3 separate regions of the Homo sapiens genome follow, and all the other regions are linked to region 1. The links are chromatin loops, found by intact Hi-C in ENCODE. Cell type or tissue: IMR-90. All regions are shown on one strand. Each heading gives the region's core, and the rest is flanking DNA. Links, peaks and the distances in the headings are about the cores only.

Region 1 (5,595 bases), core at 355-5,354:
AAAGAGAGAGAATGATACTCAAATCCCTAGTTCTTGGCTGAAAGCAAAACCCAGAACCAGGAGGATTTTGTATCCCTGTGCTAAAAAAGAATGTCTTATTTTTTGTAGCAGCAGTACAAAACTACCCAGAATCAATCCTCTACTCCAGTGGGGACTAATTTAGAACATCAACTGAATCACAGACTCATCAAGGGCCTTATATGAAAGTTAGGGCATCAATAAGGAAAGAGCAGACCCTGAGAACTGCAATGGTGTTCAGTGGGAGGGTGTCAAGGCCTCAAACACCAAATCTCCAAACTCCACTGAACCTAGGTTTTCAGCTCAAGCCATTCTTCCTCCCACGTCTGAGGCAGCTCATGACTTACCTGAAGACTCCGTAACTCTCTTTCCTTGTAAGAATTACCTTGCACAAGGAAGACTAACCTTCACAGGCCCTGAATCCCCTAATGAAGGGGAAGTCAGGCAGGGCCTTAAAGAAGTGTCCTGAAATTACTTCACAAAAATATTGGGGAATCTTCCTCCTATCCTTTGACTTGTAAATATTTATCAAGGAAACAGCGTATTGGGCAAAGGGAAATGCCTACCCATTTCAGATATTATTGAACATTGAATCTGAGTAAATAACACTGCCACTCACTAATTAGGGTGGAGACTTACAAGATTCAGGTGATCAATAGCATTTAGGTCCCAGTCCCAGTCTAATTTAAAGTGGACAGACTAACACTCTGAACTCAGCCCATGATAGTTTATCTATCTGTTTCCTAAGGATTTACTTTGAATAGGTAAATCTAGCCACTGCTAGAATCCCCACATTGTCTCTGAACCACAGGTAAAATAAGTCCAATGGAAGCCCCTAGGATTACCCATTGCACTCAAAATGAAAAATAAAAAGCAATACCATATCTGAGAAAATTATAGCAATTAGTGTCACCATGAAAATCTTAAGAAATGCAGGGAAGGTGATTCCTAGTACATCCCCACCTAACTTTCCAGTTTGTCCAGTGCAGAGGATGGGGGCTTCTTGGAGAATGATGGTGGATTGACATGTGCTTCATGAGGGGGTGATTCCAATTGCAGCTGCATTTATGGATGTGGCCTACTAATGAGGAAACATAACCCAGTCCCTGGTGTCTGGCATTTATTCATTCTTCAGTGAATTGAGCACCTACTATGTTCCAGGTAATGTTCTAGGTACTGGGTATAGTGAAGTGAGCAAAACAAACAAAAATGTCCATCCTTGCAGAGTCAAATATCTTTGTCTCTTATCTGATAAACACCAGAAGCATTTTGCTTTTACCTAGCAGGGATAGCAGAACACCTTACCAACTTGTCACAGGGCTTTTCTAGTTCTGTTCCACAATTTGCTATGCAGGAACCTTGACTTTCTCGCCACCACACAGGACATTCCTGAATACTGTATCATATTAAGAAGACATGAAGAGCAGGGACCAGATTGGCTGGGTTCAAATCCTATCTCTACTGCTTTCTAGCTGTGTGATTTTGAACAGGTTACTTAACCTCTCTGTGCCTCTATTCTCCTATCTGTAAAAGGTAAAATCCCACGGTATTTTGGGGAGGGCTAAAGTTGTTAATATATGTAAAGTGCTTTAGTACCTAAAGAAATAAATTTTCCACAAGAATGATTTTCATTTAGTGAGAAGCCAAGACTTTCACATTACCATGCTGGCCTCCACACACATTCCCTTGAGAAAAAAAGGTGAGAAAAAAACTCATTAAAAAAAAAAGGTGAGGAGTAAGTATCATCTTACTATTAAGGGTCAGTTGAGTTGCTGCTACTCGATACAAGCAGGGATGAGTATGAATGAAATTGGGTGAGTCTTACAGTTCCTCCTATTATTATCTTGTCCAGTAATAAAAATTAATGAAATACTAATACAGGACAATCCAGGCAGGCCCACCAAGAGTTCAATTTCCTTAGAAATGAAGATTTGAGTGACTCTACTAAGTAAAACACACTGAGAATCTGAGGTACAGGCTGCAGGCAAAGGAGATCTGGAATAGGGAGAGGTGGGAGTTATAAATACCAGCTGTTGCCTTGTGGTAGAAGTATAAATGGTGACAGTAGACGCTACACATTTCCTTGATTACTGTGACATGAAAATATGGAAAGAAAAGTACATGTGGATATCAAGTAGCCAAAGAATACATTGTAATTGCTTTTCTAGGAAGGGTTTTCCAGGATCTGGATGCTATCCTTAAATCTGGAGAATGTCCCATGGCGTGAGCCTTAGGGAAGGCAGTTCCTCCCTCTTGCAAAAGAAAAGATCAGATTCTGGCTTTCTCTGAGCCCTGGCTGCTGCGCTAGGAGGGGGCACATAGTCTAAGCTTGGCCAATCAGGTGCTCCCACTCAGCTCTTTGAATCTTGAGTTAATGACTCAAAGAAAGTCTTAGCGGTGGTGCTGACAGGGCTTCTAGTATCCAGTGCAGCGGTGTCACCCACAGAATATGTCCAGCAGTGGCAACAGAGGCGTCCGAATCAGACTGTTCCACTAGAGGGCGCTCGAAAGAAGTTCTGGTAGCCCAGTTTAATATGGATGCCTCCTACCACGTTCCCAGTCAGGTTCTCCAAGAGTCCCATATTTCTTTGAGCTGCCTGATATCTTACCAATAAGCTTCTTTTCTCATCAAGGTAATGAGGGTAGCTTAAAGTGATTTGCAACCAAGAACTCCGGCAAGTTTTCACAGAAAAAAAAAAAAAAGACTGAAGAGAAATATATCAAAATGCCAACATTTTAGAATTAAAGTAATTTTTATTTTCTACTTTACGTTTTTCTGTCATTTTCAAATTTCCTAAAGTGAACATATATCTTACTTTTAAAGTTAAAATGTTAGTAGAGATAATAAAAATAATACTAATTGATGGCAATTGGTTTATTAGTGAACCAATTTTTAGAAAAGTAAAGTACTGGGGAATATTTAAAAGGTATGTTTTGGTGGTGGGTAGGAAAAGTTTGAAGTACAGAATACCTGTTTAGGACAGTGCACTTAGGTGAGACAATGAGAGCTCTTCTAGAGAGAAAAATACCTTAAAAGGGTGTCTTAGCCAGCTCAGGTTGCAATAACAAAGTATCATAGACTGGGTGGCTTAAACAACAGAAATTTATTTTCTCCCAGTTTTGGAAGCTGGGAAGTTTAAGATCAAGGTTCTAGCGGATTGCAGATTCTGGTGGTGCCACAGCTTTCTTCCTGGCTTGCAGATTACTGACTTTTTCCTGCATCCTTACATGGCCTTTCCTCTGAGGGCACAAGGAGGGGGAAAGAGAGAGAGACCGCACATGAGCATGAGTGAGCGCATGTGCGGGCCAACCCCAGTGTCTTTTCTTATAAGAACATTAATCCTATCAGATCACGGCCCCACCCTTACAACTTCGTTTAACCTTAATCACTTCCTTAGAGGCCACAGCCACACTGGGGGTTAGGGTTTCAGCATATGGATAGGGAGGTGGGGGTGTAAACACAGAGGGGATGAGACATCAAAGAAAAAATTACCCTGGTTCTGACACTTTCAGATCCCTGTATAAAAAACAGGTGTTGGGATGGGAAATATTGTCTTTTCATGACATTCGGCATGATCTTGGGGGTGCATGGCTAAAATAGTATGGTAGACAAGATCTACCATACTTAGACAGAAAGTCAAGAAATGCAGTGCTCACATCATCAGAAAGATCATCAACATAGACACAGCCAATCCTCATTATTCACAGATTCTCTGTTTGCAAATTTGTCTACTTTCTAAAATTTATTTGCAGCCCCAAAAATCAATATGCTTGGAACTTTAGCAGTCATTCGCAGACATGTGCAGAGCAGCAAAAAATTTGAGTTGCCCAACGTGCACGCCACCAGCTGAGTCAAATGAGGCGACACTCTGCCTTCTTGTTTCAGCTCTCAGGCTATAAACAAGTGTCCTTTTCACTATTTAGTGCCATGTTTTTTGCATTTTTGTGCTTTTTGTTGGTGATTTTGCTGTTCAAAATGGTCCCCAATGACTGGGTAGGGTGGCTTACACCTGTAATCCCAGCAATTTAAAAGGCTGAGACGGGTGGGTCACTTGAGCCCAGGAGTTTGAGAGCAGCCTGGGCAACATGGCAAAACCCCATCTCTACAAAAAATACCAAAAAAAAAAATTAGCCAGGCCTGCTGGTGGCATGTGCCTGTAGTCCCAGCTACTCTGGAGGCTGAGATGGGAGGATCACCTGAGCCCAGGGAGGTCGAGGCTGCAGTGAGCCATGATGGCACCACTGTACTCCAGCCTAGGTGATATGGTGAGATCCTGTCTCAAAAAAACAAAAAACCTAAAAATGGTCCTCAAGCTTAGTGCTGCCTAGCACTCCTAAGTACAAGAAGGCTGTGATGTACCTTATGGGAAAATAAATAAATAAATACATAAATACATAATTTGTGTTAGAAAAGCTTCTTTCAAGCATGCATTCTAGCTGTAAGTTCAATGTTAATGAATCAACAATATATATTAAACAAGGTGTCTTTAGACAGAAACATATATAAAACAGGGTTATGTTTGATCTATTCATGACAATGTAGTTACCAGAAGCTTGCAGGAACTTGTGCTTTTCCCCTAGGAACGATGTTTAGTATTCACTGATTCGGTGTTCATCGCAAGTTTATACACCCTAACTACCCCAAATAATGAGAATCAACTGTATTTAAATCACCAGGAATTATGCTGGAGCAGTGCTGGAAAGAATGACAGGAAGCGTTCTTCCTTGTACTCTTCAAGAAAGAAGAATGACCCAGGACTCTGGAGATGACTGCAACAAGAAAGAGGAGAAAGTGGTGAAGTCTGATGGCATGAGATGCAAAGCCAAAGGACATTAGGAAGGAGGAAGAAATTTCTGGAAGAATCAATGAGGAGCAATGAAACAATCAATGGGAACTAATATCAGAAATGTGAGACAGCAGGGGTAGGTTTGTGACAGAAATTTTTTGGCTCTTAAGTGGCACTAAACCTCACTATGGTATTCATCATCCCTCCTACGCTCTGTAATGGGAGCCCTGATTCTCCCCCTCTTCACATAGCTACAATAGCGGGTCACCTCGCTTCTAAATCTTCACATTTGGAAAAAGAAAAGAACAGCTTCATAGTACAAAGGCATAATTCTGCTTCACAACTCAGTATGTTACAAAATATAATCCATTTTCCTTTGCCATTTTTACATAAACACTTTTATTATGCCCATAGAGAAGAAAGGTTACCTTTTGAGGGAAATTATTCATGAGGGAAAAAAAATTAGAATTTTGAACAAGCCATTTAGGTGACCTATAGAGATGTGTGAAAATAGGATTTCAATCTGTATTCAATGACTAATCCGAAAAGATGAAAACGTAATTAAATTGCAGTAGCACCCCTCAGTTTAATTTAACCTTTAAGGGGCCTGGTCAATGTTCTCTTAAAATTAATTTCAACCTGTGACTTTCCAGGGAACAGAGAGAAATAGAACTTATACTTAAATACATGCATGCATATTTATAAACATAGTTTATTTACCTTTATGCTTTTTCTCCCAACAGGTAAGTCTAGATTGCTTTTTTAATTTATTTATTTTACTTTAAGTTCT
Region 2 (5,595 bases), core at 394-5,393, 230 kb after region 1:
CTGAAATAATATCAAATACCAAAATCTCAAATATCCATTTGCATCTCGTTAAAATGCTTTGAATTTCTCCCTGTTCCTTTCCCATACCACCATCCAAGTGTGCATGTGTGTGCTGATGTCTTTTGAAGGTGGAACATGAATTCTGTCTTCAGGGTGTAATATCTTATGTAAATTTAGAATTTTTAGTTACCTTTTTCAACAAACAGAAAAGAAATGCTTAGAGTTAAGCACATTCACATGCCTACACATTAGATTGAGATTGTTCATTCATATATATATATATATATATGCCTCAAAAGCTGAAAATATTCAAAATATAAAGTCCAAAGTGCTGTGAACTACACTACAGATGTACTGGAGAGATCTGAAGCCAAATTCAAGGTCAAGGATGTCAGCAGCAGCCATGTGATTGATATAGGGTTAGAATGTAAGTCAGCAACAGCTACGCTCTTGGTTATGTACCATCTAGAAGGCAGCTGAGACTACTTTGAAGCAGGGCAAAAAACCAGAGTTGCTATAGAACCCTAAGTATTCTGCAAAGTCCCAGAGCCTTCAATTTCACCTTGTGGATTAAGCAGAGAAATGACACAATAAAATAAATTTTACTCATTCTCTCCTGGGCACTCTGAGACGCAGAAAGAGTCTACCTTAACCCTTAGGGAAAAATCTGTTTCTCTTTTTATGTGTATAACAGACACTTTCTCTTGGAACTGTTCTGGATGCCAGTGTCTCTATTGATTTCATCAACAGCCATAGCACTAATCATGCATGCCAAAGGAGGGTCATGATGACCTATGAAGAGATCTTAGGAGTAAATATTCCCTATAGAAGGCTCCTGGTTTCCAAACTGTTTACTTTCCTAGCTAGAACAGCCAGAATGACCAGTCCCCACAAAGTAACTGTTATTTGCTCAAGCTTAAGTAACTCTGCAGGCTTCATGGTGCTTGCTGCCTTATGATTCTATCTCCTTAGTCTTTTTTTTTTTTTTTTTAATAAGACTTCTCACATCGATACAAGTGCTAGCTCTTAAGGCTATTTTTCTCCAACAAACATTGCAGGCCATAAAGACGTTCAATAGCAATTAGCTTTTATTGTTCTCATCTCACTTATGTGTATAGGAGCCATCAAAATGTAAAATGCACACATCCTCTGACTTAGCAACTCCCCTTCTAGGAATCTATCCCTGCAGATGTGTTCGCGCGTGGGTGCAAGGATATATGTACATGGATACTAATTTGCAGCATAAATTAAAGCAGCAAAATAATGGACACAAACTAAATATGAGACTGGTTAAATAAATAAGGATGCAGCCATATAGCATACAGCAGAGCAAGCACACCGAAGACATCCCTGCACATTGATGTGGAATGATCAGTATATAAAGCAAGGTGGGAACAGTGTCTGGAGCATGCTACAAAGTTGTTTTGTTTGGTTTTGTTTTGAGACAGGGTCTCGCTCTGTCACCCAGGCTGGAATGCAGCGGCGTGATCACAGCTCACTGCAGCTCAACCCCTGGGGCTCAAGTGATCCTCCCCCTCAGCCTCCCGAGTAGCTAGGACTATAGGTGCATGCCACCATGCCCAGGTAATTTTATTTATTTATTGTAGAGGCAAGGTGTAACTATGTTGCCCAGGCTGCTCTCAAACTCCAAGACTCAAGCAGTCCTCCCGCCTCAGCCTCCAAAAGTGCAGGGATTACAGGCATGAGACACTGCACCTAGCCAAGATCTTTTTTTTAAACGCAATACATATTCATATGTGTGTGGCTAAGTGGGTATACACACACAAAAACACACACACAAATCTCTGAAATAACTAAAGAAATGCATCAGCTGAGCTCCTGTAGTTTCAGCTACTTGGGAAGTTGAGGTGGGAAAATCACTTGAGCTCAGGAGTTCGAGGCTGTAGTGCGCTATGATCACACCTGTGAATATCCAGCCTGGGCAACATAGTGAGACAGCCCATCTCTTTAAAAAGGAAAAAAAGAAAGAAAGAAATGGATCAAAGTAGTTGCCACTGGGGAAGGGAACCGAAGTGAGGTGGGGGCAAAGGAGAGACAGTTCTGTACCTTTTTCTGCAGGGCTTAACTTTTTTACTCTGTGTAAAAAAAAATTTTTTTTCATTTTTTTTGAGGCAGAGTCTTGCTTTGTCACCCAGGCTGGAGTACAGTGGTGCAATCTCGGCTCACTGGAAGCTCTGCCTCCTGGGTTCACGCCATTCTCCTGCCTCAGCCTCCCGAGTAGCTGGGACTACAGGCGCGTGCCACCACGCCCAGCTAATTTCTTTATGTTTTTAGTAGAGACAAAGTTTCACCATGTTAGCCAGGATGGTCTTGATCTCCTGACCTTGTGATCTGCCCGCCTTGGCCTCCCAAAGTGCTGGGATTATAGGCATGAGCCACTGCGCCCGGCCATGTGTAAAAATTTTTTAACGCACGTACACACACCCCCAGTAAAGAATAATCATCAAAGAATTAACCTTGCCAACACTATCTAACAGTGGCACCTACTGGTAAAATCACTTCCTATCCCAAAGTATATCTTAGAAAAGAAAACCCATAGTTTTCCTGGCACAGCCATTTCAGCTATTAGTCAGGAAATATGTTTATATTAAAGGCTCATAAGGAACCCTTCATTGGTATTAGGCCTTCTGAGCATAAGACTTAAAAGTACCATCTGGCTGGTAAGTTATGGTTCATTATGGTTTGAGTTACAAGCTATAAAAAAAAAGAGTGAAGAATGCTTCTATGTGCTTCCGTGGGGTGATCTCCAGCATACAGTGTTAAGCGAAAAATGCAAGGCAGGAAAAAACTGTGTAGAGTATGCTACCATTTCCCTAAGAAGGGAAGTGGATGACAAAGACATACAGCTTTACTTATATGTAAAAAATGGGAAGATGAACCAAGAAAAAAAAGAATGAATGCTTGCCATAAGGGAAGGGATTAAACAGGCTACAGGGGACAGAAATAGAACTAGATTTCTCTAAATCAGTGGTTCTCAACCAGGGCGATTCTGCCCCTGCCCCCAAGAGATATTTGACAATATCTGGAGGTACTTTTAGTGTCACAGTTGGGCAGGGGTTAGGGAGTGATACTGGCACCTAGTGGGCAGGAGCTCCCACATACAACAAAGAATGATGTGTTCCCAAATGCCGATAGCACAGATTATATATAAGGAACTTATATCTAGAATATATAAAGAACTGTTACAACTCAATAATAAAAATACAAATACCCTAATTTTAAAATAGACAAAGGATGTGAATGGACCTTTCTCCAGAGAAGACATACAAGTGGCCAATAAACACATGAAAAGATGCTCAACATCCTTAGCCATCAGGCAACTGCAAATCAAAGCCACGATGAGACACCACTTCACATCCACTAGGATGGCTATCATCAAAAAGACAGAAATAACAAATGTTCACAAGGATATGGACAAATTAGGACCCTCATACATTGCTGGCAGGAAATTAAAATGTTGCAGCCACTTTGGAAAACAGTCCTACAGCTCCTCAAAGGGTTAAACACAGAATTACCATATGACTCAGAAATTCCACTCCTGGTGAAATGAAAACATATGTCCACACAAAAACTTGCACATGAATGTTCACAGCAGCGTTAGTCACAATGCCAAAAAGTAGAAACAATGCAGATGTTCATCAATGGATAAATAAAATGTTTCATGTCCATATAATGAAATATTAATCAGCAATAAAAAGAAACAAAGTACTGATACGTGTTACAACATAGACAGACTTTGAAAACATTATCCTAAGTAAAAGCAACCAGTCACAAAAGGCTACATATTGGATGATTCCATTTATATTAAATGATTCAAACAGGCAAATCTATGAAGACAGAAGGTAGACTAATGGTTGCCTGGGGCTGGTGGAGATAGGAGGCTTGGGGGTGTCAGCTAAGGCGTGTGGGGTTTCTTTTTGGAGTAATGAAAATGGCCCAAAATTGCTTGTAATGAGAGTGGCACAGATCCGTGAATATGCTAAAAACCATTGGATTATACAGTTTTTTGTTTGTTTGTTTTTTGAGACAAAGTCTCACTCTGTTGCCCAGGCTGGAGTGCAATGGCACGATCTCAGCTCACTGCAACCAACGCCTCCTGGGTTCAAGCAATTTTCCTGTGTCAGCCTCCCTAGCAGCTGGGATTACAAGCATGCACCAGCACGCCCAGCTAATTTTTTGTATTTTTAGTAGAGATGGGGTTTCAACTTGTTGGCCAGTCTAGTCTCGAACTCCTGACCTCAAGTGATTGACCTGCCTAGGCCTCCCAAAGTGTTGGGATTACAGGCGTGAGCCACCGCATCTGGCCGGATTATACAGTTTAAATGGCTAAATTTTGTGGTATATGAATTGTATCTCAATAAAGCTGTTTAAAAAACCAATCGCGATTGTGAGGCGCGAGCTCCATTAGAAGTAGGTGCCCAGCAGCAGGGACACGACTGGGTGTGCATGGGTGGCTGGCAAACAGGCTGACTGAAGGCCAACCATCATCTTGCAGAACTCGCTCTGTTAGTGGTGAGCACAGTAGCATGAGGCAGAAGGCAGAGGCAGGTAAAGAAAAGAGGTCAGGAAAGGTTTCCTCAGATGAATAGGAAGTTGTTGGTAACTGAGTTGTTGTTAATTAAATTTTTCAATGCTTTTATTGAGATTCCAGGGGGAGAGGGATTTTAGGCAGGTGGACATCTCAGGTATAGGGAACCTCAGGCTGTATCTGAAAAACTAGTTTAGATTGTCCAAACGTAAAACTCAAAGCATGTAGCCTGGGCAACATAGTGAGACCTTGTCTCTACAAAAAAAATCAAAAAATGAGGTGGGAAGATTGTTTGACCCCGGGAGGTCTAGGCTTCCGTGAGCCGTGATCATGCCACTGCATTCCAGCCTGTGTGACAGAGTGAGAACTTGCCTCAAAAAAACACAAAAAAGAAAAAAACTCAAAGCCTGGGAGGAATCAGGATGCCATGGGATGAATCAGCAAAGCAGCAGGTGACAGAGCACAGTGGCTTTGGGACCCAGCCCAGAATCCTGGACTGAATATTTTAAGGGAAAAGAAACTGATGGAAGATGAGGACTGGCAGCAGAATCACTGTCGCTTTTGTTTTAGAAAGACAGATGACCACCAGTGTGGAAAATAGGCAGACTGGTGATGAGTCTGGAGACAGGACAGCTCATTTATTTATAGTAGATGTTATAAATTGTTGTCACAGCCGATTTAATCCTTTCCTAAACATTAAGCTTGAAAGCTGCGACAAAGAGAAATCAGTCCAGGATTGTGACTGTCTTTAAGGCATAGCTGAGAAGATGGACTATCAAGAACAAAGGAATTTAATATAAGAATAATGTAATTTAAAATGTTCTGGTGCTGTAAAGAAAAAATAATAATAGACCCCCCCCCGCCTTTTTTTTTTTTTGAGAAGGAGTCTCACTCTGTCACTGAGGCTGGAGTGCGGTGGCATGATCTTGGCTCACTGCAACCTCCACCTCCCGGGTTCCAGCAATTCTCCTGCCTCAGCCTCCCGAGTAGCTGATATTACACGCATCTGCCACCACAGCCAGCTAATTTTTGTATTTTTAGTAGAG
Region 3 (5,595 bases), core at 371-5,370, 220 kb before region 1:
GACAGAAAGGCTACAGGGTGCAGTCCTGGCTCTTGTGTAAGAATTCTGACCACACAGCCCTACACTTTGGCTGTGTGTAATGAAAAGGGTTGGGATGAGTTAGGGAGTGCTAGTGTGGGAGCAGCTTTTAGGGCTGTTTTTTAAGGAATGGAAAGGGGAGTGGGGAAAGGATTTAGGATTTATGGGGTCAACTAGGTTTATCTAGAACAGAATAACGGGTTGTGGAGGAGATGTTGAGGATAGGAGAGTATATGGGTTTGGCACCACGGGGTGGATAGGCAAGACAATTTGGTTGATAAGGCACAGACCCTGAACTAACCTGTAAGACTTGTCCAGTTTTTGGACAGGTAAAATGGGGGAATTGTAAGGGGGAGTTTATAGGCTTTAAAAGGCCAGGCTGTAGCAGGCAAATGATAACAGGCTTTAATCCTTTTAAAGTGTGCTGTGGGATGGGATATTGGCATTTAGCGGGGTAAGGGTGATTAGGTTTTAATGGGATGGTAAGGGGTGCATGATCGGTTGCCAAGGAGGGAGTAGAGGTGTCCCATACTTGTGGATTAAGGTGGGGAGATACAAGGGGAGGATGTGAAGGAGATTTGAACTGGGGAAAAAGGCGGCAATGAGGTGTGGCTGTAGCCTAGGAATAGTCAGGGAAGCAGATAATTTAGTTAAAATGTCTTGACCTAATAAGGGAGCTGGGCAGGTGAGGATAACTGAAAAAGAGTGCATAAAAGAATGTTGTCCAAGTTGGCATCAGAGTTGGGGAGTTTTAAGAGGTTTAGAAGACTGGCCGTCAATACCCACAACAGTTATGGAGGCAAAGGAAACAGGCCCTTGAAAAGAAGGTAATGTAGAGTGGGTAGCCTCCATATTGATTAAGAAGGGGACGGACTTACCCTCCACTGTAAGAGTTACCCAAAGTGTCTGTGACGGTCCAGGAGGCTTCTGAGGCGATCGGGCAGTGTCAGTCTTCAGCCACTCAGCCAAGAAGATCTGGGAAGGAGTCAGAGAGCCTTGGGCCAGAGTTCCAGCGGCTCTGGGAGTGGCTGCCAGGTGAGCTGGACAGTCCGATTTCCAGTGGGGTCCCACACAGATGGGACGCAGCTTAGGAGGAATCCTGGGCTGCAGGCATTCCTCAGCCCAGTGGCCAGATTTCCAGCACTTAAAGCAAGCTCCTGGGGGAGGCGATCCTGGAGGAATGCCTGGCCACTGCGGTTCAGATGTTTTGAAGTTCTTGTGTGCTGGAGATGTGGCTGGGGTTTCTCTCACAGCAGAGGCAAGTAATTGCAACTCTTCTCTCTTATTGCACACCTTGAAGGCAGGGTCAATTAAGTCCTGTTGTGGGGTTGAGGGCCAGAATCTAATTTTTGGAGCTTTTTCTAATGTCGGGAGTGGGTTGGGTAATAAAATGCATATTGAGAATAAGACGGCCTTCTGGGCCCTCTGGGTCTAAGGCAGTAAAGTGTCTAAGGGTTGTTGCCAAACGGGCCATGAACTGGGCTGGGTTTTTATATTTGATGAAAAAGAGCCTAAACACTAACTGATTTGGGAGAGGTTGGATAAAGAAAAAGGAGCATTAACCTTGGCTATGCCTTCAGCTCCAGCTACCTCTCTAAAAGAAAATTGTTGGGCAGGTTGGGGAGGGCTAGTCGTGGAATGAAACTGTAAGCCAGACCTGGCGTGAGGAGGGGAGGTAATAGGAGGGTTATAGGGTGGGGGAGTGGAGGCTGAAGAAGAGTTGGGACCTGGCTCGGCCTGGCGACGAGCAGCTTGAGGAGAAGGGGAGAGGTCAGATGAGTCCGTAGAAAAGAAGCATTCAAAGGACTCAGAACTTGGGGTGGAGACTGAAGGAACAGACAGGAGAGAAAGAAGAAAGATTTGGAACGAGTCGCATTGGGAGGAGAGACTAGGGAGGGACTGATGTGTAAAAGAATGCCTGGACGTCAGGCACCTCAGACCATTTGCCCATTTTTCGACAAAAATCATCCAGGTCTTGTAAAATGGAGAAATCAAAAGTGCTGTTTTCTGGCTACTTGGAACTATTGTCGAGTTTGTACTGGGGCCAAGCGGCATAGCAGAAGAAAATAAGATGTTAAGGTTTTAGGTCAGGTGTGAGTTGAAGAGGTTTTAAGTTTTTGAGAACACAGGCTAAGGGAGAAGAAGGAGGAATGGAGGGTGGAAGGTTGCCCATAGTGAAGGAGGCAAGCCCAGAGAAAAGAGAGGGTAGAGACATGGAGAAGGGGGTTGGGGATGAGCAGCCCTGGGCTGCAATGTGGGTGAGCAGCCTAAGCAGGCGTCCCTGCAATTGACTTGCCACCAAGGAAATGTGGGTGAATGACCAAGGCAGGCATCCCCACAATGATCAGACACCAATGAAATGTGGGTGAATAATCAGGCAGGTGTCCTCGCAGTGATTAAACACCAAGGGAAGACTGTCTTCTCAAGTCCGTGACCGGCTCCGGAGTTTTGGGTCCATGGATAAAATGTGTCTCCTTGTCTCTACTAGAGGGGAAAAAGAACTGGAATTGGAAGGACAGGGAGATTGAAGGGTAGCGAGAGAGGAAGATTGAAGGGTAGCAAGAGAGGCTGGAGAAGAGTGAACAGACGGCTTACCTGATTTGAAATTGGTGAGATGTTCCTTGCGCTGGTTGGTCAGAGGGCCCAAGGTCATAGGTGGATCTCCTCATGGAGTGAGGATGAGGACAGGGGACTGCTCTCCCGAAGGAGTCCTCCTGTCCCGGGTTTTGGCACCAAATGTCATGCACGTCTGTGTGAAGAGACCACCAAACAGCCTTTGTGTGAGCAACAAGGCTGTTTATTTCACCTGGGTGCAGGCAGGCTGAGTCCAAAAAAGGAGTCAGCAAAGGGTGGTGGGATTATCATTAGTTCTTATAGGTTTGGGATAGGCATACAAAGCACATTCTGAAGGGTGGGGAGAATATTACAAAGTATCTTCTTAAGGGCAGGGGAGAATATATGTATCAGTTAGGGTGGGGCAAGAACAAATCATAGTGGTGGAATGTCATCAGTTAAGGCTATTTTCAGTGATTTTGTGGATCTTCTGTTGCTTCAGGCCATCTGGATGTATACATGCAGGTCACAGGGGATATGATGGCTTAGCTTGGGCTCAGAGGCCTGACATAACTTTAAATTATTCTTAGCCTTGAGAGGAATGTGGCTATGCAGCCTGAGTCATGCAACATGCAACTGCAACTTCTGCCTTTTTTTCCCCTGTAAATAATAAAATCAAATGGAGCCAGAGATAAGACCCACTCAGATCACTATCCCTCCTAATGGAGTAATAATGTCATCTTCCTTGGAATGTAAATGTAACCAATCAAATTGTTGTGAGGTATGCACTGGTCTCTATGGAAAATGTTGTAATCCTGCTAAAATATCTCTGTCTCTGCCTATATAAGTGAAACTTTTACTTCTCCACTTTTTGGAATGCTGACCCCATTCATTTGGAGTCTGTTCCCAGGTGGCATTCCTCAAGCTTGGTGCTCAAATAAACTCTATACTGAATCATATTTTCTGAATCACATTATTTAAGGTTGGCATGTCAAACAGACCAAACTACAGCATTGTAGCCCTAGCCCCCTGAATCTCATGTCCTTCCCACATGCAAAATACAACCATCCCTTCCCAATAGTCTCCCAAAGTCTTAACTGGCTCCACCACCAACTTAAAAGTTCAAAGTCTCATCTGAGACCAAGGCAATTTCCTTACAGTTGTGAATCTGAAAAATAAAAAACAATGTATTTGCTTCCAAGATAAAATGGTTGTACAGGTATTGAGTAAACATTCCCATTCCAAAAGCAAATCCAAAACCTTGCAGGGCAGAAATTAAATCTTAAAACTTCAAAATAATCTCCTTTGAATCCATGACCTACATCCTGGACACACTGGTGTAAGGGATAGGTTCACAAGGCCTTGGGCAGTTCTGCCCCCATGGCTTTCCTGGGCACAGCCTTTGTAGATGCTCTCATGGGTTGGAGTTGAATGCTTACAGTTTTTCCAGGCTGGAGTTACATGCTGCTGATGGCTCTATTAATGCTGGAGTCTCAAGAGTGGTGGTCCTACTCCCACAGCTCTACTAGGCAATACCCTGATGGGAACTCTGCAGAGGCAACAATTCCACCTTTCTTCTCAGCATTGCCTTGGTAGAGCCTTTCTGTGGGAACTTTGCCCCTATAGCAGGCTTCTGTCTGGGCACCAAGACTTTCCAATATACCCTCTGAAATCTAAGTGGAAACTGTTAAGCCTCCACCACTCTTGCATTCTGGGAGCTTGCAGAATTAAAACCACATGGAAGCTGGCAAAGCTTATGGCTTGCACTCCCTGGAGTGGTACTTGGGGCCCCTTGAGCTGTGGCTGGAGCCAGAGCAGCTGGTATGCAGGGAGCAGCATCCCAAGGTGGTGCAGTCTAGCAGTACCCTGGTTCTGTTCCCTAAAACCATTCTATCCTCCTAGGCCTCTGGTCCTGTGATGGGAGGGAGTAATCTTTAAGATGGCTGAAATGCTTTGGGGGTCTTTTTCCCATCATCTTTACTATTAGCACCTGGCTCCCTTTTATCGGTGCTAATCTCTCTAGCAAATGATTGCTCCATAGCATCCTTGGATTCCTCTCCTGAAAATGCTTTTTTTTTTTTTTCTCTACTGCATGGCCAGGCTGTGAATTTCCCAAATTTGTATGTACCGCTTCCTTTTCAATTATAAATTCCACCTTTAGGTCATTCCTTTGCTGCCATATCTGATGGTGAGCAGTTAAAAGTAGCCACATTACTTTTTGAATGCTTTGCTGCCAAGAAATTTCTTCCCCAGTTATCCTAGGTCATTGCTCTTAAGTTCAGCCTTCCATAAAGCCCTAGGGCATAGACATAATGCAGTCAAATTATTTGCTGCAGTGTAACAAGGGCGATCTATGCTCCAGTCCCAAAGTTTCTCATTGTCATCTGATACCACAGTTCAGCATGGCCTTTACTATCTATATTTCTATCAGCTTTTTGATCACAATTATTTAACCAATCTCTAAGAAGTTCCAACATTTCTCGTCTGTTTGAATTCTTCTGAACTCTCCAAACTCTTCTAGCTTCTGCCCATTACCCAGTTCCAAAGCTGCTTCCACATTTTCAAGTTTCTTTATGGCAAACCCCACTCCTCAGTACCAATGTTCCGTCTTAGTCCATTTAGTGTTGCTATAAAGGAATACCTGAGGCTGACTAATTTATAAAGAAAAGATGTTTATTTGGCCCATGATTCTGCTGGCTGAAAGATTGAGTATCGGCTGAAAGCCTCAGGCTGTTTCTACTCATGACAGAAAGTGAAGGGGAGCTGGCATATACAGAGATCACATAGTGAGAGAGGAAGCAAAAATACAGAGGGAGGAGGTATCATGCTCTTTTTAACAACCAGTTCTCACAGGAACTAATAGAGCAAGAACTCACTCATTTTTGCAAGGACAGCACCATGCCATTCATGAGTGATCCACTCCCATGACCAAGCACCTCCCACTAGGCCCCACCTCCAACATTGGGGATCAAATTTTAACATGAGGTTTAGAGGGTCCTACAAATCAAACTATAGCATGCCATA

Evidence for each region. Peaks named below come from ENCODE experiments on the same cell type or tissue, not always from the same donor. Only the 100,000 strongest peaks of a DNase experiment are listed, where the experiment ranks them.
Region 2: a loop joins it to region 1, with 7 times the contacts of the local background. A loop is called at or near these places in 63 of 110 quality-filtered maps.
Region 3: it touches region 1 in a loop (2.1-fold over the local background); 2 of 110 quality-filtered maps call a loop at or near these places.

The regions. Positions count from the first base shown.
Region 1 is chrX:16,434,274-16,439,868 of GRCh38, forward strand. It overlaps LOC124905249 (a long non-coding RNA gene), which reads right to left. Exons shown (of 2, transcript XR_007068397.1): 2 at 3,104-4,788. Among named protein-coding and RNA genes, the nearest start is that of MIR548AM, 190 kb to the right of the region's middle. In IMR-90, for the core only: a CTCF peak has its summit at 2,504 (motif pointing right); a DNase peak (open chromatin) is centred at 2,508; H3K27me3 peaks cover 86 bases.
Region 2 is chrX:16,661,725-16,667,319 of GRCh38, forward strand. All of the region lies in intron 13 of CTPS2 (CTP synthase 2), which reads right to left. Among named protein-coding and RNA genes, the nearest start is that of S100G, 14 kb to the left of the region's middle. In IMR-90, for the core only: a CTCF peak has its summit at 2,511 (motif pointing left); DNase peaks (open chromatin) are centred at 2,597, 3,557 and 4,967; H3K27ac peaks cover 1,696 bases.
Region 3 is chrX:16,219,117-16,224,711 of GRCh38, forward strand. No RefSeq gene overlaps it. Among named protein-coding and RNA genes, the nearest start is that of MAGEB17-AS1, 53 kb to the left of the region's middle. In IMR-90, for the core only: no CTCF peak of the experiment used is centred there; a DNase peak (open chromatin) is centred at 3,215; H3K27ac peaks cover 1,010 bases.